Regions from separate parts of the Mus musculus genome. Here region 1 is linked to region 2. A link is a loop called in an ENCODE intact Hi-C map of the cell type or tissue named here. Cell type or tissue: left cerebral cortex. All regions are shown on one strand. Each heading gives the region's core, and the rest is flanking DNA. Links, peaks and the distances in the headings are about the cores only. Region 1 holds the start of Urm1 (ubiquitin related modifier 1). Region 2 holds the start of Sptan1 (spectrin alpha, non-erythrocytic 1).

Region 1 (12,050 bases), core at 2,382-10,381, 140 kb after region 2:
TGAGTGACCTGTTACTGTGGGCGGCGAGGCCCTGAGGAGAGCCTAGTACTTCCTCAGCAGAGCTGGAGAGAGACAGAGAGACAGACAGACAGACAGAGACACACTTAACCTCAAGGCCGATTTAAGGAGGCAGACATGGGGCTGCTGGGGCCCCAGAGACCTAAGGCCAGAGTGTCTTATGTTTTATAGAATTTACCATTCAAACTTAATCAAGATGCTTCCATCTTCTCTCAATACCTCAAGTCCTGGTGTGATCTGCTAATACCAATGATAGATAGATATAGATCTTAGTTACTGTCTCTAGTTGCTTTAAAAAATATCCATCTATCTAAAAGCTGCTCATGGTGCCACATGCCTATAATTCTACCTCTTGGGGAATAGAAGCAGAAGACACAAGAATTCAAGGATCTTCAGCTACATTATAAGTTCATGGCTGGCTTGTGTTACATGAGACCCTGCTTCAATAACCAATGAACCAACCAACCAATCACCACCACCAACAACAAATCTACCCATCCACGTTTATTCTCTGTTCACCTCATGGAACACAAATAGCCTCTACATGAAATAAGGCCTGCCATACAGCAGGAATTAAAAAAAAAAAAAAAAAGGCCACATCAATGAATATGACTACTTCTCCTAATTCTCTGATCTCAATCATGTGTCCAGCCTCCCTCCCTCCCCAAACTCACAGCATGGGAATCTCACATCTAAGTCATTACAATCTTGAAACGATGAACCCCAAACATGCCTGTACTATACTTCCAATTCTTATTCTCATAGTATGCTCTGGTAGAGCTGGGAAGTGTCGCACAGTAGAGTGTTTGCTGTGACTTCAGGAAGTCTGGATTCCATTACCAGCACTGCAGACTGGGCATGAAGTACATGCCTGTAATCCCAGCCCTGGAGAGAAGGAGAGATCCTCCGCTACCTACTCAATTTGAGATATTAGCCATCTTGGATACCATGTCTCAAAAAAACAAAAGAAGCCTGACTTTGTGGGGCATACCTTTAATCCCAGTGCTAGGAAGGCAGAGGCAGGTGGATCTCTGAGTTCCAAGACAGCCAGGGAAACCCTGTCTCGAAAATCAAACAAACAAAACAAAACCACTATTTTTGGGGGGAGGGGGTAGGGTTAGACGCAATAAAAGTCATCTTTAATCGTATTTTTTCTCTCAAAATCATTCAACCAGAAAATACTGATAGCTCTATTGTCAAAGCTTTCCAGAATCCAACCACCTCCCCACAAAACCACTTCTGATAGCAGCAGTTCAGGAGGCATGTCAAAAGGTGATAGAATTAGTCCTAACAAGGAAAAGATGAGAAGCCTTCTAAAGGACCTAACAGAGCTGGTGGCACCAAGAGGATCCCATCTACCCAGTGCTTAGAGACAATAGTTTCTAGACTTCTAGGACCAGTGAGGAGAGAATGATGGCATTACATATCTTTTGAAATCCTCTCAGCTTCATAGTAAAAGGTGAAGCCTCTCTGTCAAATGACACAATTAATCAAAGGTCGGAGGTAAAAACATGTCAGATGACTGGCAGGGTGGCACACACCTGTAATCTCAGTACTCAGGAAGCAGGAGGACCAAGAGTTCAAGGCCAGCTTCAGCTAACATAGAAAGCTCGAGGTGAGTCTGAGCTGTATCATGAGCTCCTGTCTCCAAACAACATCAAAATAGGAGGACAGAGGGATTTCTGGGTTTGGTAAGCACATTTATTTATTATTATTATTTATTATTATTATTATTTATTTATGGAAAGTTTTTCCTATGTACCCAGCCTAGCTTCAAAATTACAAAGATCCAACTGCTCCTGCATTCCAAATGCTGGGATAACAGACATGAGCCACCATGCCCCAAGAAGCTGCAATTCTGATGGGTCACATATCTGGGGAGGTGTGGAAGGAGATGCACAGGTGGGTAAAGAATGTTGTCCTGTCCGGCTGCTCTGAGAGGCAAAGAAGGTAGAGGCTAGAAAAAAAGTAACTGTATGGGTCTGTAAACTCTGAGGGCAAGGGTCTGGTTTACTTGATGACGTCCTTACTGTTGCCAGCACAGTATCTGGCAGAAAGATCACATCTCTGCTGAGTAAATACCACGTCTCAGTGAGAATGAAAGGCAAGTTGGCTACCAACAGACATTAACACTGAGAGCCTGTAACTTCTTCCTTCTCAGTTCTGCTGAAGCTGGTCAAGGCATCAGGAAGTCCCCTCATAGCCCAGTTTGGGAGGTGGGAGGATACCGTGTTAGCTGGGCTAAGGTTCGAAGAGGTAAAGCAGTCAGGAAGCCAGACCAACCTAATTGGATCCAAGCAGCAAGACAATATCATCAATTAAACTGCACTTAACATTCATGAGACTACTCCCTTCCAAGGGACAGAAATGCTGAACACTGCAGGGACTAGACAGAGTGCTATTTATCTTTGTATCCTTGGTGTCTGGCTCACTGCCTGGCACATGGTAGGCACTCAATAAATGACTGGTGAATGAACTGCCTAGTGAAGGGACAACATGAAAGGAATGGGGGGCATCCAAGGCGAAGAAAGGCATTTGGAAGGAATTTTACATCTCTCTCTACCCTTGAGTTTCCCTTCACTTCAACCTTGGCTTCTTCATCTACACACACACACACAAACACACACACACCCCTAGCTTTTCCATAAGATTCTAGAAACCAACCACCCATCTCTAGAAGCCTCAGTTCTTTGTTCTCAGCTTCCGAAGAAGTCTGTCTTCTGCAGGTTTTGAAACCATGACAAGCATTCTGTGTGTTGGAAGAACACAATGGTGATTTGAGACAATCTTCACTTTTCCCCGTGTTCCTTCAAGTAGTGATGTGTACCCGGATTCTGAACCTTTTCACAGTAAGGATAATATACTACCAATGTTAGTCACTCCCTCCGTGGCAGCTTATTTACCCCGGTAGCTCCTCTGGACTCTGCAGAAGACACTTACCAAACTACTTTGCAAAAGATTAAAATCTAATTAAAACTCCAAGGTATGCCGGGCGGTGGTGGCCCACGCCTTTAATCCCAGGACTTGGGAGGCAGAGACAGGCGGATTTCTGTGTTCGAGGTCAGCCTGATCTACAGAGTGAGTTCCAGGACAGCCAAACAGAGAGGACCCCTGTCTCGAAAACACACACACACACACACACACACACAAGGTTTGAGAAAGAGGAAGGTCCTGTCTTGGCCAAGACTTCCCCTAGGAAGGCACTAGGCGGGAAGACAGAACTGAGATTATTCAGCAGGGTTCGTCTCTACTCGTGCGCTCCCCTTAGAAGCTCAAAAACCAGACAAGGCGAGTCGGGCTCGGAATGGCACGGGTGAAACATGCCGGAAGACCGCCTGCTCACTGTCAATGCCTCCCAGTCCTACATGATACAGAGCAAGGCGAAGGATTCCAAACGCATCTCCCTACCCGTGTGTGCGCCTCAACTCTCGGACTCACGGCCTCGTCACCCACAGAGACCGCGTCAGTCAGAGGCCAGGGGATTATCCCGGCTCTCGGAGGGCGACACAGCCTCGGCAGGCCAAGAGAGGTCCGGAATTCCGAGCCTTATGGCTTCGCTCCATCCCCAAGGCGCCCCAGATCTCACTCACCCGAACTCCACCTTCACACATAAGGGCGCCGCCATGTTTAGGAAACCAAACTAGCAGGACACGCCCTTTAACTTCCGGAGCGCCCGTTTATTTCCGGTCGCCACCAGGAAGCGTAAACGGAAGAGGCGGTACGGGGTGGGGCGAAATCCGTTCGTTACTGCTCAGCTATTGGACGAAGGCACCCGCTCAGTGGGCTGCGGAATTGATTGTCTACATTATTTGCGGACCTGGCCAAAAAAAAAAAAAAAAAAACCGAGCAGGAAGGGACTTCCTGAAGAAAGACGTCTAAGGGGAAATTCATCAGCATCCGATGACATGATTGTGAGCCACGTACTGTTGATCTTTCATTGGCTACAAATCTGTTTTTAAGCCACGCATGGTGGCACACGCCGTTAATCCTAGCCCTCAGAAAGGCAGAGACGGTGGATTATGTGAGTGCCAGGCCAGCCTGATCTACGTAGGGAATTACAGGACACCCAGGGTTCAAAAACAAAACAAAACCAAAAACAACAAAGAACCCACAAACAAGAACCCTGTCAACCCAGCTAACATCGCTTAAGGGAGTAAAACGAGGTAACTCCAAATTCTTGTTTCTGACCCTGTTGTCTCTCTCCGGAGCTGCCATCTTACTATGCAAACATCTGTGTCAGATGATGAATTGTATGTCTTCTACTCCACGGTTACTGAGTTAACAATGTGTCTGGCAGATTGGTCCTGTGGAGAGTCAGTAATAACGGCTGTAACTGAAGTTCTTGTCTCTAGGTCTCTCCGTGTAGCAGGGAGACGGGGAGACAGCCGTAATCAAATGTACAAACCATGCTAATAAATGTGAAATCCTAAACTGAAATAAATTTTCCGATGTTAGAAAATTAGAATTATAGAGATTTGTGAAAAAAACGCTAGGGCTGTGGAGATGGCTCATCTGATAAAGTACTTGCTGGGCAAGTGTAAAGATCAAAGATAAGATCCCCAACCCAAGTGAAATGATGGTTAGCATGGCAATACCAGAGCTAGGGAGGTGACGATGGCTTCCTCAGGGCAAGCTGGCAACCTACACTAGCCAATGAGCAAGCTCTGAGTTCCAGAAAGACCCTGCCTCAATACATAAAATAGTGGACTACAGAGATGGCCCAGAGGTTAATAGCACTAGCTACTATTCTAGAGAACCCAGGGTTGGTTCCCAGCACCCACATGGCAGTCCTCAACTTTAACTCCAGTTCCAGTTACATATATTCAGGCAAAAACCAGTACACTGAACCGGATGGTGGTGGCACATGCCTTAAATCCCAGCACTTGGGAGGCAGAGGCAGATGGATTTCTGAGTTCGAGGCCAGCCTAGTCTACAAAGTGAGTTCCAGGACAGCCAGGGTTACACAGAGAAACCCTGTCTAGAAAAACAAACAAAAAACAAAAACAGTACACTGAAAAATATAAATCATATATATATTGGAGAATGATGATTTAGGAATACACCCACATCCACAAACATGAAGAAAAAAAAAGATAAGAAAAATGTCAACTGGAGATGTAGCCCAATGGTACAGTGCTTGCACCTGCTCAAGGGTCTGGGTTTGGTCACAGTACCAGGTGGTATACATATGAGAAATACCAAAGTGGACTGTCTGGGCTCTAAATTTTTATTAGAGTTAGCCAGGTAGTTATGAGGAGAACATAAGTTGCAAACTAACTGGAATATCGAGGGAGCAAATTGGAGAGCAGAGAGCTTGGCCAATGGTAAGGCTAAAAATGTAGGCAGGAGGCCAGGCCGTGGCGGGACACACCTTTAATCCCAGCTCAGGAGGCAGAGGCAGGCAGGTCTCTTGAGTTCCAGGACAGCCAGGGCTACACAGAGAAACCCTGTTTTGAAAAAGCAAAACAAAACAAAAAAGTAGGCAGAGCCAAGCTATGTCTTGTAAAGTCTGGGAGAGAAGGAAGGCTATTGAAGCCCTGAGGAGGAGGGATGGAACTGTTCTAAATGCATTTTTTGGGGGGGGGGGGGTGTAGGAGTTGGCAAATTACCTGCCTAGAATACACAACGCCCTGGGGTTGGACTCCAGCGATGCAGAAATCAGTGGCTATGCTGTTGTCTACCTGTGATCCAAGCATGCAGAAGTAGAAGTGCACGGTAACCCTCAATTAGGGAGGAGATACTGCCTAGAAAAGGGAAGGAAAGGCATGATGGCAAAGGCCTTCATGCCAGCACTCAGCAAGCAGAAGCAGACTTGTCTCTGTGTTGAAGGCCAGGGCTATGTAGAGAAACCTTGTTTTAAAAATAACATGTCTCAGGCTGGAGAGATGGCTCAGCAGTTAAGAGCACTGACTGCTCTGCCAAAGGTCCTGAGTTCAATTCCCAGCAACCACATGGTGGCTCACAACCATCTGTAATGAGATCTGCTGCCCTCTTCTGGTGTGTCTGAAGAGAGCAATGGTGTACTCATATACATAAAATAAATAAATAAATCTATAAAAAAAATAATAACATATCTCAGGCTGGAGAGATGGCTCAGCAGTTAAGCACACTGGCTGCTCTTCCAGAGGCCCTGAGTTCAATTCTCAGCAACCACTTGGTGGCTCACAACCATCTGTAATGGGATCCAATGCCCTCTTCTGGTGTGTCAGAAGACAGCTACAGTGTACTCATATACATAAAATAAACCTTTAAAAAAATAAAATAACGGGGCTGGGGAGATGACTCAACGGTTAAGAGCACTGACTGCTCTTCCAAAGCTCCTGAGTTCAAATCCCAGCAACCACATGGTGGCTCACAACCATCTGTCATGAGATCTGATGCCTTTTGCCAGGGTGTCTGAAGACAGCTACAGTATACTTATAATAAATAAATAAATAAATAAATCTTTTAAATAAAATAAAATAACGTCTCGCATTTTCCCCTTGAACATGCAGCAATGTTCTTTGCTTTAGCCTCCTGAATGGTGGGAAGAAGGGGTGGGGCACTATTCTGAAAGAAGCTGGGAGACACTACTCTGGGCTTTCCCTTAATTTTTGTAATCATTTGAACAATATAACTTGCAAGCCACCAATGCAACTCCATGGATACAACTCTTGTTAAAAGATTGTTGCCAGGAGTGGTATTTGTACACCTTTGATGCTGATGCTCTGGAGATAAAGGCAGGTGGATCTCAGTGAGTTTGAGGTCAGCCAGGGTGTTAAACAGAGAAAACCTGTCTCTAAAGCCAAATAAATGAGTAAGTGAATGAATGAATGAATGAGTGAATGAATGAATGAAAATTAAATGTTTCCAGGAATGGTGGTGGCTCATGTCTATAATCTCAGCACTCAGAAGGCAGAGGCACATACATCTCTATGCATTCTATGTTAGCTCTGTCTATTTAAGTTTCAGGACAACCAGGCCCACAGAGATCCTGTCACAAAAATAAAAGGAAAGCCAGGCAGTGATGAAGGTGGCACACCTTTAATTCCAACATCTGGGAGGCAGAAGCAGGCGGATCTCTGAGTTAAGGCCAGCCTGGTCAACAGATGGATTGAGTTCCAGCACAGCCAGGTCTACACTAAAAGAATCCTGTGTCTGAAAGTTAAATAAATTAAATAAACAAACAAACAAATAAGGGATTCCCAACAGGAACATGACTCCAGCTCCAGGGGATCCAATGCCCTCTTCTGACCTCCACAGGTACCAGGACACTCACATGGCGCATGCATACATACACACACACATACATAGATAGATAGATAGATAGATAGATTTATTTTTATTTATTATATGTAAGTACACTGTAGCTGTCTTCAGACACTCCAGAAGAGGGCATCAGATTTCGTTACGATGGTTGTGAGCCACCATGTGGTTGCTGGGATTTGAACTCAGGACTTTTGGAAGAGCAGTCAGCTGAGCCATCTCACCAGCCCAATTTTTTTATTTTTTATTTTATTTTATTTTTTATTTTTTTTTTTGGTTTTTCGAGACAGGATTTCTCTGTGTAGCCCTGGCTGTCCTGGAACTCACTTTGTAGACCAGGCTGACCTCAAACTCAGAAATCCACCTGCCTCTGCCTCCCGAGTGCTGGGATTAAAGGCGTGTGCCACCACCCCCTGGTTTTTTTTTTAATTTTTATTTATTTATTTTTTTTCGAGACAGGGTTTCTCTGTGTAGCACTGCCTGTCCTGGAACTCACTCTGTAGACCAAGCTGGCCTTGAACTCAGAAATCCTCCTGCCTCTGCCTCCCAAGTGCTGGGATTAAAGACGTATGACACCACTGTCTGGCTAAGGTTATACATTTTTAAGTGTCTTTCTTTGAACTTGTATGTTTCAAATTATATTAAAGTTTGTGTGGATTTTTTTCTTAAAGGTCTATCTATCTATCTATCTATCTATCTATCTATCTATCTATCTATCTACACTGTAGCTGTCTTCAGACATCCCCAAAGTGGGCATCAGATCTCATTATAGATGGTTGTGAGCCACCATGTGGTTGCTGGGATTTGAACCTATGACCTTTGGAAGAAAGGTCAGTGCTTTTAACCGCTGAGCCACCTCTCTAGCCCCTGTGTAGATTTTTATGTTTTACTTTTCATTATTACATTTTTATTCATTTATTTGCATGTGTACATATGTTCCCATGCATGCCATAGCCTCTGTGGCATCAGTGGACAATTTGTAGGAATTGCTTGTCTCCTTCTGCTTTGTGGACCTGGAACTGAACTAAGAGCAGCAGCTACTAAGTCACCTCACACTCCCAAGAGGAAACCTCCTTCTTCTCTTTTTAACGATCCTTATGTATTTGTTACTTATTATACATTGGTGCTTTGCTTGAATATATGTGTGTGTGGAGGGGGGGTTGTTGGATTCCTAGAACATGGGGTTACAGACAGTTGTGAGCTGCCTTGTGGGTGCTCAGAACCAGAGTCCCCTAGAAGAGTAGCCAGCCTCTCCAGGCCGTGTTTCTTTTTTTCTTTTTGGGGTTATTTTCTCTTCTGGGATTATAGGTGTCTACACCATCACGCTAAGCCTAACCACTCTGGCTCCATTTTCATGCCGGGGCTTGGGATTGACGCAGGGTCTCCCGCACACTAGATAAGAGTTCTAATACTGAGCTACCTCCCCACTCCTTTCTAGTTTGTGTGTGTGTAGGCCAGGTTAGCCTGTGTCACTCCTCAGGAGCCATCCATTTTAATTATTTTTGGGACAGGGTCTCACTATGTAGCCCTGGTTGGCCTTGACATACATACATACACACACACACACACACACACACACACACACACACACACACACAGGCCAGGTTGGTTCAATCTCACAGAGATGTCTGACTGCCTATGGGATTAAAGACTTGGACTAGCTATTAAGCTTGACTTTTCTTCCTATCTCTTTCCTCCTTCCTTCCTCCCTCCCTCTCCCTCTCCCTCCCTCCCTCCCTCCGATTATTAAGGACAGGCTGGAGAGACAGCTCAGTAGCTGCACTGGCTGCTCTTCCAATGGACCAGGGTTCAATTCCCAGCACCCATATGATGATTCACAACTATCCAAATTCCAATTCTAGGAAGTCCTACAGCCCTCTTCTGACCTCCTGGATACCGGCTACATACATGGTACACATACATATATACAGGCAAAATAAAATAAAACTAAAAAAAAATGTTAAGGAAAATAAAAACTCCCACAAGTGGGAGGAGTTCCGAAGGAGAAATAACAAACCTTGAATTTTTCCCCCCTTAGACAAGTTCACCGAGACGGGATGGGGGGGCCTTGAGGATGTGTGACTGGCCAGTGAGGTCCCACCAGACCGAGTTACTTCCACAGCTCTTCATAATGTTTTTGTTTTTAGATTTCTGTGTGTGTGTGTGTGTGTGTGTGTGTGTGTGTGTGTGTGAGAGAGAGAGAGAGAGAGAGAGAGAGAGAGAGAGAGAGAGCAGAACAGGGTGAATTCTCTGGAGCTGGCTGCTAGGGACCAAATGGTCCTCAGAAAAAGCAGCAAGCCCTTTTAGAGAGAGAGAGAGAGAGAGAGAGAGAGAGAGAGAGAGAGAGAGAGAGAGAGAGCAAGCAGAACAGGGTGAATTCTCTGGAGCTGGCTACTAGGGACCAAATGGTCCTTAGAAAAAGCAGCAAGCCCTTTTTTGTTTTTTGTTTGTTTGTTTTGGTTTTTGGAGACAGGGTTTCTCTGTGTAGCCCTGCTATCCTGGAACTCACTCTGTAGACCAGGCTGGCCTCGAACTCAGAAATCCGCCTGCCTCTGCCTCCCAAGTGCTGGGATTAAAGGCGTGCGCCACCACTGCCTATCACCCCAACAGTTCTGATGGGAGTCCCTTTCAGGAACTTGATGAATCCAAGTTCAGGCTTCATCTGAACAGAAGTCTCTGCAAAGAACTCATGCTGGCAGCACTGAGCCTGATGCTACTGCCACTTCGCGTCCAGAACCAAGCTTAACCTATCAGTTAGAAACAGTACAGGCTGGGTATTGTGTTCCCTCAAAGAACATTTGTCTACTGAGCTCTGTGGTGCCAAGCAGTAGAGCCACTGGACTACACCTTGTATATTCCTCCCATTTTTCAGATGACAAAACTGAGTCTCCGAAGGCCGTGCCTTCGGGATCCTGGCCCTCCCCACTACTTCTCACTTAAGGCCAGAGTCTCACAAATAACTTTCCCCTAGTATCCCTTGCAGTAGAGGGTCCGGGGCCCCAGCCAGAGAGCCAGGGCGTAGTCCTCCATCCTCTCTGAAGCTCCAAGAGAGACAATGGCAGGTCGCAGCGGAGGCGAGGGCGCAAGTGCCCCCCTGCCCGCCGCCCTTTGTTTTCCCGCCTGCCCCCTCGCGCGCCCCGGGAGGCTGGGAGGCGCCTCTCACAGGCTTCCTCCTCCCATTCTTGTGCTAATTGGGTGTCAAGCTGAGATCAGTGAGAAAGAAATCCGCCCGGGCTCGGGTTAAACTGCCGCCAAAGACTAGGGCTGAGCCCAGAATTTGATTAGGCCGGGAGGAAGCCGCGGCCCGGGGGAGGGGTGGCTAAGCTTTCAGGGCCCCTTTGAAAGTCACTGGGTCGCCCCCTCCTCTCCCGCCCTCTCCACAACCGCCTCTAGGGGCCTCTGGAAGATATTTAACCTTCTTCCTAGGAATTGAAAGCGATAGCCACACACTGGCCTGGGCAGCCACTTGCCTGTCCAAGCACTGCTGGACCTCCAAGGATGCAGGAGGCTGGCTCCTTCCAGCAGCGCCCTGTTCAGCAAGGAGGCGGAGCGGGGTGGGGGCGGGGACGTTTACCTCCAGACTCTGATGTTTGGAGAGGCTTTACTCCTCCTCGTCTCTGGTTCCTCATCAGCAGGCGGAGGATAAAGTCCTACCTGTTCTGTGCTTGGTGGCCATTAAGAGTCAATAATGGAGTGGTTGACCTCCAAGGGGGCCCCTTCGGGAAGGGTTCCCTGCCCCCACCTTCCGGCAATGACTCCTTTCCCCAACCATACAGCTCTATCGCCTTACGGGTTTTTACTAGTTATTTATTTACTCTGTTAATTGTGTATATATATATCCTGTTACTGCAGTGTTTGCACAGTCCAGAAGAAGGCATCGAATGGACTCCCCAGAACTGGAGTCAAAGGCAGCAGATTCGCGTCACTCCATGATGGTGCTGGAGTCTCTAGTCCTCTACAAGAGCAATATGAATTCTTAATGGCTGAGCTGTCTCTCTGGACCCTTATATTTCAAATTTATATTTCAACCCTTCTGATAGCATCTTCCTCTGAAGTATAGTCATACTCTAAAACAAAATTTATTTTTGTCTTATGCATATGCATACATATGCATGCTTTGCCTGCATGTATGTGTGCTGTGTATGGGTGCTGAGAACCCCTCAGCAAGTTAGCCACTGAGAGCCATCCTTCCAGTCTGCCCCACCCCTCCCCTTTGACAGCGTCTCACTATGCTCCCTCGCTGGCCTGAAACTATGTAGACTAGGTTGGCTTGAAAGCAGAGATCTCTGCCTCTGCTTCCCAAGGGTTGGGATCAAAGGTGTGAAGACCCATGCCCATCTGGTCTACTGTTTCTTTTGTGGGCCTTGACCTAGTCTGCCTGGCATGCTTCCTTGAAAGGCTTCCTGGTGCTAGGCCCTGGTGCAAAGAACTCATATTCCCAGCCCTTGGGACGAGGCAGGACGATTCCTGCAAGTTGTGGGACAGATAAGGCTATACAGGGAGAACATTTCAAAGCCAACAGAGCAGTGTTCCTGTGTCCCAGGGCACACCTCATTGGGTCCATCTTCTAGCAGCTGCCACTGCTGCTCCGTGAGGTGGATCTGGGGCCTAGACCTCGCCCCCATGGCAGGCAGCTTTTTCTATCTGCTTAGGTGAACCCATAGGTGCTCTGCAACTGTCAAGTACTTAATGTGAGGAGCTGCCCAAGAGCAGTAGCTATGTAAGTTAATACTATAAGCATGTATTGGTCAATTACTGTGTGTACTCAAGAGGGCTCCGCACGGTCT
Region 2 (12,050 bases), core at 2,481-10,480:
CCATCCAGACAGTACCCACTGAAGTTAACCAACCTAAAAGGCTCTCTTTGTGGACCCAGTGAAGTAGAAAGAGTCAATTCTATACCAAGTACTTTGGTCAGGCAATAATGGACTTTTCTTTCCTGCAGTAGATCAGCTTACGTCAGAAGGTGGGACCTCTGCCAAGGACAACTGGCTCTCTCTACAGAGCTGGTCGTATGAAAGTCACCACCTCACTTCCACTGCAGATTTTTTACTTATGTTACTGAAAATGATTATTCTCTTCACCCAGTAGACATATTTAGTTGCAAGAATTTCCACTTTCATTTCACTCCTAAAACAATCATTGCTAGACAACATGAAAAAAAATTAAACAAATACAAAAACTACTGTTACCCAAAGATATACAACCTCTCACCCAAAATTATATCAGCAGTACTGAATTTCTGGGACTCTGAGTACCAAATTCCTCCCATGACTGAAGCTGCATACTAAAAGAACCCCACCCCTGTTCTTACAATATGCAGCAGTCTGATAAGGTATACTCCAGAGAAGGTTCCAGACTGTGCCTAACCTAATGAGATTAGCACCTTTAAGTCACTCGGAAGGAAGAATCTGGAAAATGTGCCAATCTCTGCGCGGCAGTGGTGGCGCACGCCTTTAATCCCAGCACTTGGGAGGCAGAAGTAGGGGAATTTCTGAGTTCGAGGCCAGCCTGGTCTACAGAGTGAGTTCCAGGACAGCCGAGCTATACAGAGAAACCCTGTCTCAAAAACAAAACAAACAAACAAACAAACAAAATCTCCAAACTGACCAATCAATTTGTTGCACTAACTACCTAAAAAACACAACAGAGGGGTTGCTTAGGAGTCAACCAACTGACAGTTTATCTCCAGACTGCCAATCAACTCTGATTTTTTTTTTAAATTAAGTCCATGTACAACAGAAAATAAATGAGGGAAAACAAAATGTTCTCTGTACTCTGTATTTTTTGTATGTTTAAGAACAGTGCTTCATTTAGCTGGTCATGGTGGCACTTTTCATCCCATCATTTAGGAGCCAAGGGCATGCAGATCTCTAAGCTCAAGGCCAGCCTGATGTACACACAGAGTTACAGGGCAATCAGGGCTACATAGAGAAATTCCGTCTCAAAAACCAAAACAATGATATGTGAGCTGATCTCAGGGGCTCAAACAAGAATTATAGCTATGTCCTCTATTGTAATGAACACAAAGGACACTCTTACGATGCTGCCAGACCTCATGGGTTCTATTTATTTATTTATTTATTTATTTATTTATATTATTTTTTAAATTTTATTTTATGTGTTCTTTGCTGTTTTGCCTGAATGTATGTCTGTGTGAGGGTGTCAGAAGCCCTGGAACTGGGGTTACAGATATATGTGAGCTGCCATGTCGCTGCTAGGAATTGGACCCAGGTCCTTCAGAAGGAACATCCAATGCTCTCTAGACCCAGATCTAGGTGATTCTAAAGGTATGAAGTTTTAACAACAACAACAACAACAACAAAAATCCGGGGGCTGGTGAGATGACTCAGCGGGTAAGAGCACCGACTGCTCTTCCAAAGGTCATGAGTTCAAATCCCACCAACCATATGGTGGCTCACAACCATCCGTAACAATATCTGATGCCCTTTTCTGGAGTGTCTGAAGACAGCTACAGTGTACTTACATATAATAAATAAATTAATTTAAAAAAAGGATACAAAAGAAAAAAAATCCAAAGATACTGTAAGCTTAAGAATGTCTCCTCCTCATTCTTAACACAAATTTATTTGTACACATTATCAACTGAGCTAGATTCTCTAAACAGAGACTTAAATGAGTATCTTTGTTTGCCAGGCCAGCCAAATGCCAAGAAACAGCTGCTTGAGGCCCTTCTTGGTACTTGGCGAACTGTAAGGTGCCTTCACTAATCTAGAAGCAGTTACATGCCACTATGTATCTACAGTAGGAACATGGAGACACAGCGGTTAGGAATCACACTGTGCTAAGAAACAGACTATGGATAAAAACATTTTCTAACCAAAGGTCAAATGCTTTGGACTCCACAAATCTGGCACCTGTAAGTGAGTGGTTTAGGACAGCCTCACACACATTTCCTAGGCACTTCAAGAAAGAAAAAGTCATGTGACGATGCAAGTCTTTGCTTTTGCTTGTGTTTAAAACCACTGAAACATGCCGAATATCGTGGAGGAAGGAGGGCTTGGCATCGGTTTGCTCCATGGAAAAATTTCGTTGTAATCACCCAAGGCAAAAGCTCACAATCAGTTTGGGTTTTGTTGCTTAGTCAGGGCCCAAATGTGCAGAACGGACAATACCTTTTCTCTGTGGCTTATGAGGCCAGCGTTTTTTGAATCTCAGATTTGCAAAGCAAGAGGACTAACATCCACAGATTTAAAATGGCTTGCCTGGGAACACACTATCAAAGAACTGGTTAGCACCTACAAAGCTGTGTACTAGCTGATTCTCAGATCAAACAAACCAACTGGCAACCAGCTGAGATACAGGTTTTAGTAGCAGATAGGAGAGCAAGCAGAGCAGTAGACAGTATATAAACAAGGCTTTTGGCACCATGAATGAAAACAGTCAATCCTTTTGCTTCAACTACATTCCATCAAGATCTTGGCTCTACACGTCAGCCTTCAAGTTGATTAATTCAGTTCCACTTGTTAGTGCAATTCTGCAGAGGTGAGCACGACTTAAGCATCAAGAAAGCAAGAGATCCATACTGCATTGCATCAAACCCCAGAAATGCAGAGCAATGCTGGGCAACTTACTTCTTATGCTCCCCACATACTATCTTGCTGGTACTTACCTTTCAACCTGCAAAATTCAGATGAAAAGGGTTTATAAGTGCAATATCTTAAGATTCAAGACAACAAAAGGTTATAAACCTTATATAATTAACTGGTCTCGTTTATAAAAGGGGCCTGCCTTGGATTTATGAGCTATAATCATTAGAAAAACCTTAAATTTCTACATCCCACTTTAAAAGTATCAGGACAATTTTAAGCAGTTGTTTTCTTTCTTTCTTTCTTCCTTTCTTTCTTTCTTTTTTTTTTTTTTGAAAAAGGCTCAATGTTAGCAAACATTGAAACACTACACATAAAACATACAAGAATGTTGTTTTGTGTGTGGGGGTATGTGTGTTCTGTTTTTCAAGACAGGGTTTTTTGTGTATCCCTGGCTGTCCTGGAACTCAGACCAGGCTCCTTCAGAGATGCTGGTCTCTGCCTCTCAAGATCAGAGGTGTGCAGCACCACACCCTACCAGAGTTTTGGTTTTAAAGAAAGATACTGAGTTCCATTTCATTCTCAGGGATTATGGTAGAGCTAAGTCAATGGGAAAGGAGATAAACCCAGGTGACAGCACTTGTCCAACTGGAAAACACCATTCACACTATATGTTTTCGGGTAATTTTTCTGAATATCTAAAGTAACTTACTCCCTTGGTTCTTAGGAACCAAGCAGCCATCAATTACAAATCAGCAAACATCACATGCAAACACCAGGATGGCAATAAGAGACCAATATACTCATGCCTTAAGGAGAAACAGAAAGGTAGAAAACAGTAAACATACAACACTTCTGATCATGTGGCCAGCAATCCCAACCAGACTGTCACCAACCTTTCTACTTAACAGAAAGGTCGTGTAGGCAGGGCTTCCCCTTCTGGGGATCATTCAACCTCTTGGACACCAATGTGTCTTCACTGCAAGCCAGGCAAAAACCCAAAAGGCAACACATTTTCTGCATGCTGGTCAAATACCTGAGCTCTGCGCTTACGAAACGATGACAACATGTTGAAGGAATGTGGACTCTAAAGAGGAAGGGGAAGAGCAAGACAACACACTTCTAAGGGCAACTGGGATAGAATCACTTTAAAGTGAAGAGAACAAATCTGTGAAAACACATGAAAACAGGTAAAAATCAAACGGCACTGCCCCAGCATCAGAATCCCACCAGAAATCTGAGCTGTAATCAGGGAGCCCAGGCTTCTGGGAATGGACAATCACCATCACCTAAATGTGCTGCCTTGGCCAATTCATGCTCTCTCTCAGACCCCAGTTTGCCCAAGAATTAATTTTTTTTTTTTCCGAGACAGGGTTTCTCTGTGTAGCCCTGGCTGTCCTGGAACTCACTCTGTAGACCAGGCTGACCTCGAAATCAGAAATACCCCTGCCTCTGCCTCCTGAGTGCTGGGATTAAAGGTGTGCGCCATTACGCCTGGCTCCAAGAATTAATTTTTAATACTGAATGTTCTTTTAAAAATAAATATGCCTCTTCTCATCTACATTCTGATGAAATAGGGATCTTGGGGGCTTTAGGCATTTGCATTGTCAAAGTAATTAAGTAAAAAGATAATTTCATGAAAGCCTAAGTGTAGTAAGGAATTCAAACAACAAAGATTGACCTTGGGGCTAGTTTGCTGGTGCAGTACCTTTACAAAATACAATTATTTCCTACTCAAAACAAGTGTAAGCAGCATGTGTAAGAGATGTGAAAGGTGCCACTCGCTGCACGGCTGTTCCAGCCAGATGGCTCTCTGGCCAGCTCTGCGGACCTCTGCATTCCTGGAATAAGCATTAGCCATCAGATCATGGCATTCCCCTGTAAGGCCACAGCTGACGAGCTGCAGCAGACCAAGAGGCATAGACTGGAGTTCTCCAATAGGCAGTGGGCACTGGTAACAAAGGCAGGCTGCCCTCAGAGCCTCTGTCCTTAGTGCACATTCCACAGACCAGACTCGGGTAGCTATTCCTAAGAGCCATTTCTCAGTATCTGTAGAGGCCCCACCTTTGAGATGAAAGCAGAGAAGAAAAAAATAATAGAAAATTATAATCCAGGGAACTAAAAGATACACTTAATATGACTCTCCCTGCTTAAACCTGTTCATTAGATTACTTGACATCAGATTTCTCCAAGTATTAGATTACTACAAAGCATACAGCCAAGGCTAAAGGCACTACCAGAGAATAAGCCGGCTGCAGCAGCTCCTGCCTGCCATAGGTCCAGCTACTTTGGAAGCTAAGGGTGGAGAAATAAGCTTGAGTCCAGGATCTGAGACATATAACAAGGCCTCCTTTCTTTTAAGAGGGGTAAAAGTCCAGGGTGGTGGCAGCCAGGCTTGTTGGCAGGAGCAATGAGTTCAAGACCAGCTATACCCAACTACATAGATTCAGGATGAGCTACGGGTCAAGATCTTGTCTCAAAAGTAGGGAATAGAATTGCATATCTATATGTCTCCAGGCCTTGGGTTTATCATAAGAACTGTTTCACATTTGTCTGGTATAGGGCAAACTTTGAAATCCATCCTTTTTATCTAGGTCCCTGGATAACAGTCAACACACTTTGAGGGTCCCTTTGAGGAATTAATGACCCAGTTACTAAAAAAGGCTTATTGTTAATTTCCTGCAGGGGATCTACTGCAGCACATTTTTTTTTTCCAACTTTGACTTCAATTTGACCTTTAAAATCTAAGACATTTAGTATGAGTGGGAACCTTGGCTCAATGGCTTCATGCAACTCACTGTTGCTAGTGCTATTCTTAAGCTCTTGTTTCCTGGCTACAAGACACCCCCACCCTGCCATCTTTGATACATTCTGTTTTACTTAAGTCCAATTGCTATGACAACGCAATTTCTGAACACATTATTAAAATACTTCATATGGTTGGTTTCTCTTGTATTCCTTGACAGTCATAATAATTAGCTTTTTGAAAATACCAAGGGTAAAGAACAAACGACTTAAAATGTTTTGGGTCTCTATATAGAAAAACCTGATTATCTGAGAGGCTGAGGCAGGAAAATCCTGAGTTTGAGGCCGGCCTGAGCTATTCAGCAAATTCCAGGCCAGCTGGAGTTACACTGTAAGAGCCTGTAGAGAGAGGGACAGAGACAGAAACAGAGAGATGAAAGTCAACAAAGCCCTATGAAGTGTAGCAGTTCGAAATGATTTCACCCTTTCTGGGACATTCATTTAAAACACACCGACCCTTACTTACATAGAAGCCCTCTTGATGTGTGTGTGTGTGTGTGTGTTTGTGTGTGTGCGCGCGCGTGTGTGCATATGTGTGTGTGTAATTCTAGTACCTGAGAGGATTTTAAAATCAAATTTTTCCTGGAGAAGCATTTCATCAAATTTGCAGGGATAGCTTCAGACAAAAGACTGTTCTATCACTTCACACTGGCACAGCAGTAGAATTTGACCAAAAAAAAACCCCCAAAAAACAAAAAACCCAGAAGCCTTCGACTTAATGTCTTATATAGAAAGAAAAGAGCTGTAAGCTATTAAGTTATTTATTGGATTTGGATCTCCTCCAACCAAGCGGCACCGCATCTAACTATTATACTGGAGCAGGTCGGCACTGGAGAGAAAAGACATTTATTACCAGGAAAGAAAAAGGAGGCCTTTCTGCGGCCGGAGGGCCCGGGACCGCCACACAGGATGAAATTAAGGTCAGCGAGCCCTTCACTGCAGACAGGAGGCTCCGAGAGGTGCGAGCGCCGCAGTTGCGGGCGACGGGCGGTGCGGGGGCGCTCGCGGGTGGGTGCTGCCGAGGACCACCCCCCGCCACCTGCCGCGACGGGTGGGGCCGCGGGCGCAGGAAGGGGCCTTCGCGTACCTTCGGCGGACCGTGACACTCCAGGTCGCCGCCCGGCTCTGCCGCGCCCCGCAGCCCACGCGCCACAAAAGGCGGCGGCGGGGGCCCACGGAGCCGCCCGCGAGGCTCCGCAGCTCATCTGTCCACATCGCTCCGGTGCTCGGCCTCCCGCGGCCTTTCCCTTCCCGCCCACCGCCCTTTCTTACCGGCTCCTGGGGGTGAGGGGCGTGGGTCGCCGCGCTGAGGGCTGCTGAGGAAAAAGATGCGCCGCCGCGGCCCCTGCCTCACGCCGTTCGCTCCGCAGCGGATAGTGACGGCGGCGCGCGCGCACTGTGGCTTTTATAAGCGGCCGCGCGCGCCCCCGCGGCGGCCGAGCGCGAGCGTGAGGGAAGTGCCCCGGTTGGCGACGCGAGAGGCGGGACTCGCTGCTCCACTGCAGTACGGAGAGGACCGAGCGCGTCCGGAAGGAGCCGAAGCTGCGGGGCGGGGTGGTGGGGGTTGGGGTAAAGGACGGGAACGCGCTTGCGAGGGGTGCGGGGCGCGGCACAGAGCGGAGCAGCCGCCGCAGCCGCCCGCCGCGGCGTGGGACCCGAGCAATCCTGCCCCGCCCAGTCCGCCCTGCAGAGAATCTGTGCCGCACCCCTCCGCCCTGGGAGCCCTTCCGAGACTGCGGCGAAGGGCAGGGCGGGGCCCGCCGCCGCAGTCAGGCTGGGGATGTTGCTGCCCTGGCCGGAAAGACGCCCTGTCCCTTTCGGATGATCTCACTGGAATGTTGGCTCCCTCTTTGCACTTTTTCTGGGGGAGGCTTGGCTCTGGAAGACCCAAGTCTGCCTGTTCTGGTGGGGGATGGGGCCAAAAAAAAAAAAAAAAGATGATATAAGGATCCGTGTTTGAGGAGGTGGTAGGGAAAAAAATCCCGGTTAGGGAAAAAAAAAAAAAAAAAAAAGACTGATTTGTGGCGTAAGACTTTATTTCAGGATATGGAGAATTCTTCAGCAATCTTCCTGTTGCCAGTAGACAGAGTGTATTCGTCCCAGTTGATAAACGACATTACTATTTCTTTCCCCAGTATTAATTGAACTTTGCTGTTTAGCTGACACCGCACGTGCTTTGGGCTTTTAATCTCTGCTCTTATTTTACAAGGTAGATGTTGCCTTTCCCATTTTACAAATTAGCATCCTGATGACATAGAAGGTAGCTCTCTCCCCAGGTCAAGCACGAAGCAGCAATCAGAGAACCTAAGATTTGAACACAAGCGTTAAGCAAGTGGGTGCTAGACTTCTGAGAAAAGGAAAACACAATTTCTGTAATTTTTTTCTTATACACAACCCTTTTCAGGGCCTGGCTCTGAACTAAACTCTGTAGCCAGGCTCCCCTACTGCAAAAGCTCTTTCCCTTCCTCCATTTTGGGTGACAGCTGTGTGGCAACCATTGGAGTAGCACCCAGCTCATTCCTGTGTAGTCAGGCAGCTCTGCCAGGCATCAGCCTCCTGGTTACCAAGCCACCCTCCTATTTAAATAATTATAAAGAACTGGGCATTGCTCCAGAACTGGGATGAGGCCCAGTCCCAAGCTTCCTGGTCCTCTGCACTTTGGTTTCTGCTGAGCCTAGGATCTGCAAGGTGACTTCTAAGCTACTCTGACTGTAGGCATGATGGTGAAAGAACATTCCTAGTCATTTTCCTTGGAGAGGAGAGATTTAAAAAATAAAAAAAATAAAATAAAAAGGGAGTGGCCACAGCTCAGCGGCAGCTTCACAGACTCCTGAGATCCAAAAGGCAGGTGCTTGGAGGACAGCATTTAATGCCATCTTCTTTACAGAGAAAACTGGTTGAGGAGCTACTTCCTGGACTGGGCTTTTTTTCCTTTTCTTTTTTGTTTTTCCAGACAGGATTTCCCTTTGTAGTTTTGGCTGTCGTGAAACTTGCTCTGTAGACCAGGCAGGCCTCAAACACAGAGATCCCCCTGCCTCTTTCTCCTGAGTGGTGGGATGAAAGGCATGCAGAAATGCTGTGCATTTCTGAAAACAGCTGATGGTGACCATAGTAACCACCTCTTCAGTCAGCTGCAGCAAATTTAAAACTCAGATGTTCAGCACTGGGTACAAAATGGCTAGTATAACTTAACTCTCCACAATGTCTAAGACCTGATACTTCGGTGGCAAGGGCTCTCTGGGCTGGGCTCCATACTGAAAATAGGGGTTCTACTGTTTCTCCCAAATGCCAAACAAATCCAAGACCTAAAGGGAGCTCTCTTCTGACTGGGAAACTAAAATCCTGCTGGTTGGTCCATTTTCTGATCGGAAGAATGGTCAGGATAACGGCACCCACAGGCACCCACCCTGTTCTCATCTGGCAGGAGAAATGAGCCATCAAAAAGCCATTGCTCATGGTTTCTATTGTTGCTCCCCTCCCTCCCACCAATTTCAGCGCATGCCTCACACTATTATGTGTGGGCATGGGGAAGGGATATTGCAGATAATAACCTTGTTTTTAATGAGAACTTCACAGGGACAAAATAAAGCAAGCACAGCCCAGTGTGACAGCGCGGTTCCGCTCCACGTTCTTGGCCACACCTCTACTGGCCTCCTTACAAGCAGAGAATCCAAGAGAATTCTAAGCTTCTCTTGATTACTGCAGCCCCTAGACTTAAAACTCTAGCTAGCCCTGGTCCCCTGTTCTAAAGGTCAGTTGTTGGTTGGGGAAATATGCTAATTGTTACCTGTCCACTTCTCTACCGCTATCCTGCACTCTCTCTACAAAGTCAAGTGCTTGTATTATTTTTTCCTCCCTGTAAAGCTGATTGGGAAGGATCATGCCCAGAAAATTACTTTCCCCAGAGCTGCAGGAGCAGAGCTGGCAAGCCAGTCACACAACTCTTCCAAACATAGTGACTATGTAAAACCTGAGGGCATTATGCTAAGTGAAACGAGCCAGACAGAAGGACCAATATTAAATGATTCTGCATACCTTACAATCTGCAACTGCTGGGTCTCAGAGATAACAGTACTGGATGGGGGAAAGGGGGAAAGGACCAGTTTCCATTTTGGAGGAGAAAGTTCCGGCAGTCTGGGTTGGGCACTTCTGAACACATTCTACCATGTAGACTATTTCCTAAAACATTTACTACATTTATTCATGTGTGTTATATGAAGGTCAGAGGGCAACATGCACAAGTTGGTTCTCCTTGTGGATTCTGGGGTTCAAACGCAGGTCATCAGGCTTGGTGGCATGTACCCTTCTTAACCCAGAGCCATCCTGGAGTACTGGGATTAACGGCATGTAATTTTTTTGTTTAAGATAAGGTGCCAGCTGTGGCCTAGTCTATCCTGGAGTTCATGGCAATCCTCCTGCTTCAGCTGCTTCAGTGTTATGATTGCAGGAGGTGGTACCACCATACCCAGATTTTCCTGCTAAGCTTTTCATTATCTAGAGCCTGGCCTAACGATGACATAGTCATTCCAGAGCCTAGAAAGGCTTGTAGAGTTTACCATCGCTTGGCACTGTTTCTTACTGCTTTTCTCCATGGACCAGTTTACCTGCTTCGAAAGCACAGGACTAGCTGGGACGTGGCCAGCAGCTCTTGTAGGAGCTCATGTACTTCTTATAGAAGCCCAGGTTCCATTTCCAGCATTATAGATCAAGGCCAACCATCTGCCTCAGAGCAGTCCAAAGTATATGCTTGCTTTTCCAACCTCTCGATTTAAAAGAAAAAAAAAAGTTTTATGTGTATGAGTGATTTTCTTACACTATGTTCATGCCTAGTGTCCTTAGAGGCCAGAAAAGAGCACTGGATCTTTCTTTCCTTTTCTAAAGATTTGTTTTATTTATATGAGTACACTGTTGCTCTCCTCAGAGACACCAGAATAGATCCCATTACAGATGGTTGTGAGCTACCATGTGGTTGCTGGGAATTGAACTCAGGACCTCTGGAAGAGCAGTCAGTGCTCCTAACCTCTGAGGCATCTCTCCAACCCTGCATTGGATCTTCTGAAACTGGAATTACAGTTGTGAAACTCAAGGGTGCTGGAAACTAAACCTGGGTCCCCTGCAAGAACAAGGACTCTTGTTTTGTTTCTTGTTGATTTTTCAAGACGGGGTTTCTCTGTATAGCCTTGGCTGTCCTGGAACTTACTTTGTAGACCAGGCTGGCCTCGAACTCAGAAATCCACCTGTCCCTGCCTCCTGAGTGCTGGGATTAAAGGCGTGTGCCACCACGCCCAGCTCTTGTCTGCTTTCTGTAGATCCACAGGACAACCAGTAAATTCATTAAGTGTAGCAGAGAAAAGGGAAAATTAGTCATGTGCAATAGACTTGTGAACAGCTCTGTGTTCCTAGCACTGAGGGATATCTAAACTTCATTAGGCCAATTCAATCATCCCATATATTTGTAAGTGTGTGTGTGTGTGTGTGTGTGCGTGTGTGCGTGCGAGCGCGCGCACGCCCAAGGCTGACAGGATCTACAAAAGTTGCAACCTACTGGAATTCTGTGCTGGAATTTCCAGCACAACATCAAATGGGTACTAAAGTGATATCAGACAATGCATGACATGACAAAAATTTGGGCACTCAGCCCAAGGAATGAGGGTAAGATGCAGTCAGTGAAAGTGGGCAGACAAGCAAGAACTTGAGCTGCAAAGACAATGGAGCTTGTAGCATTCTGTGGCAAAGAATCTGATGTGCCTGTGTGGAGGTACAGCCATCAGCAGCTGGTGGTCATGGTTTCTGAGGCTATACTATCAGTGGGTATCAAAAACCTAACCTTCCAATGATTTTGGGTTTTTGTTTGTTTTTCCAGACAGGGTTTTTCTGTGTAGCTGACTGTCCTGGAACTCACTCTGTAGACCAGGCTGGCCTCTAACTCAGAAATCTGCCTGCCTCTGCCTCCTGAGTGCTGGGATTAAAGGTGTGCGCCACCACACACCAGCAAAAGATGTCTTACAGTGGCACATGCCCTCAACCCTAGGACTGGGAAGACAGAGGTAGAGGATCTCTGAGTATGAGGCCATTTTAGATTGCATAGTGTGGACAGCCAGCTACACAGAGCCACAGGACAGCTAGAAAAATCCTGTCTCAAGCAGAAACAACATTTAGGATGTTGGGCACTGTGGCATAAAGCCTGTAGTCCCAGTCTAGAGAGGTTGGAGGCAAAAGAATAAGGAAAGTTCAGCCGGGCGTGGTGGCGCATGCCTTTAATCCCAGCACTTGGGAGGCAGAGCCAGGCAGATTTCTGAGTTTGAGGCCAGCCTGGTCTACAATGTGAGAGTCACAGCTATACAGAGAAACCCTGTCTTGAAAAACCATAAAAAAAAAAAAAAAAAAAATCAGGTAAATTCAAGATTATCTTTCCATAGAAAAAGCAGCTTGAGGCCAGTCTGGACTATGAGAGAATTTGGTGATAGAGATTGCCTTTTGTAGTCTTGGGATGAAGCAATCCTTGAGAGCCT

Evidence for each region. A loop is a pair of places that touch in the nucleus more often than their neighbours do. Peaks named below come from ENCODE experiments on the same cell type or tissue, not always from the same donor. Only the 100,000 strongest peaks of a DNase experiment are listed, where the experiment ranks them.
Region 1: it touches region 2 in a loop (2.5-fold over the local background); 8 of 42 quality-filtered maps call a loop at or near these places.

What each region holds. Positions count from the first base shown.
Region 1 is chr2:29,818,994-29,831,043 of GRCm38, reverse strand. It overlaps Urm1 (ubiquitin related modifier 1), which reads right to left and starts at 3,655. Exons shown (of 5, transcript NM_026615.4): 1 at 3,609-3,655. The coding sequence starts at 3,643. In left cerebral cortex, for the core only: CTCF peaks have their summits at 3,692 and 6,025 (motif pointing left); DNase peaks (open chromatin) are centred at 2,417, 3,731 and 10,001; H3K4me3 peaks cover 2,477 bases; H3K27ac peaks cover 2,179 bases.
Region 2 is chr2:29,960,546-29,972,595 of GRCm38, reverse strand. Sptan1 (spectrin alpha, non-erythrocytic 1) reads right to left here and starts at 7,036. Exons shown (of 57, transcript NM_001177667.1): 1 at 6,811-7,036. In left cerebral cortex, for the core only: CTCF peaks have their summits at 6,531 and 7,213; DNase peaks (open chromatin) are centred at 7,072, 8,064, 8,707, 9,004 and 4 more places; H3K4me3 peaks cover 5,121 bases; H3K27ac peaks cover 4,035 bases.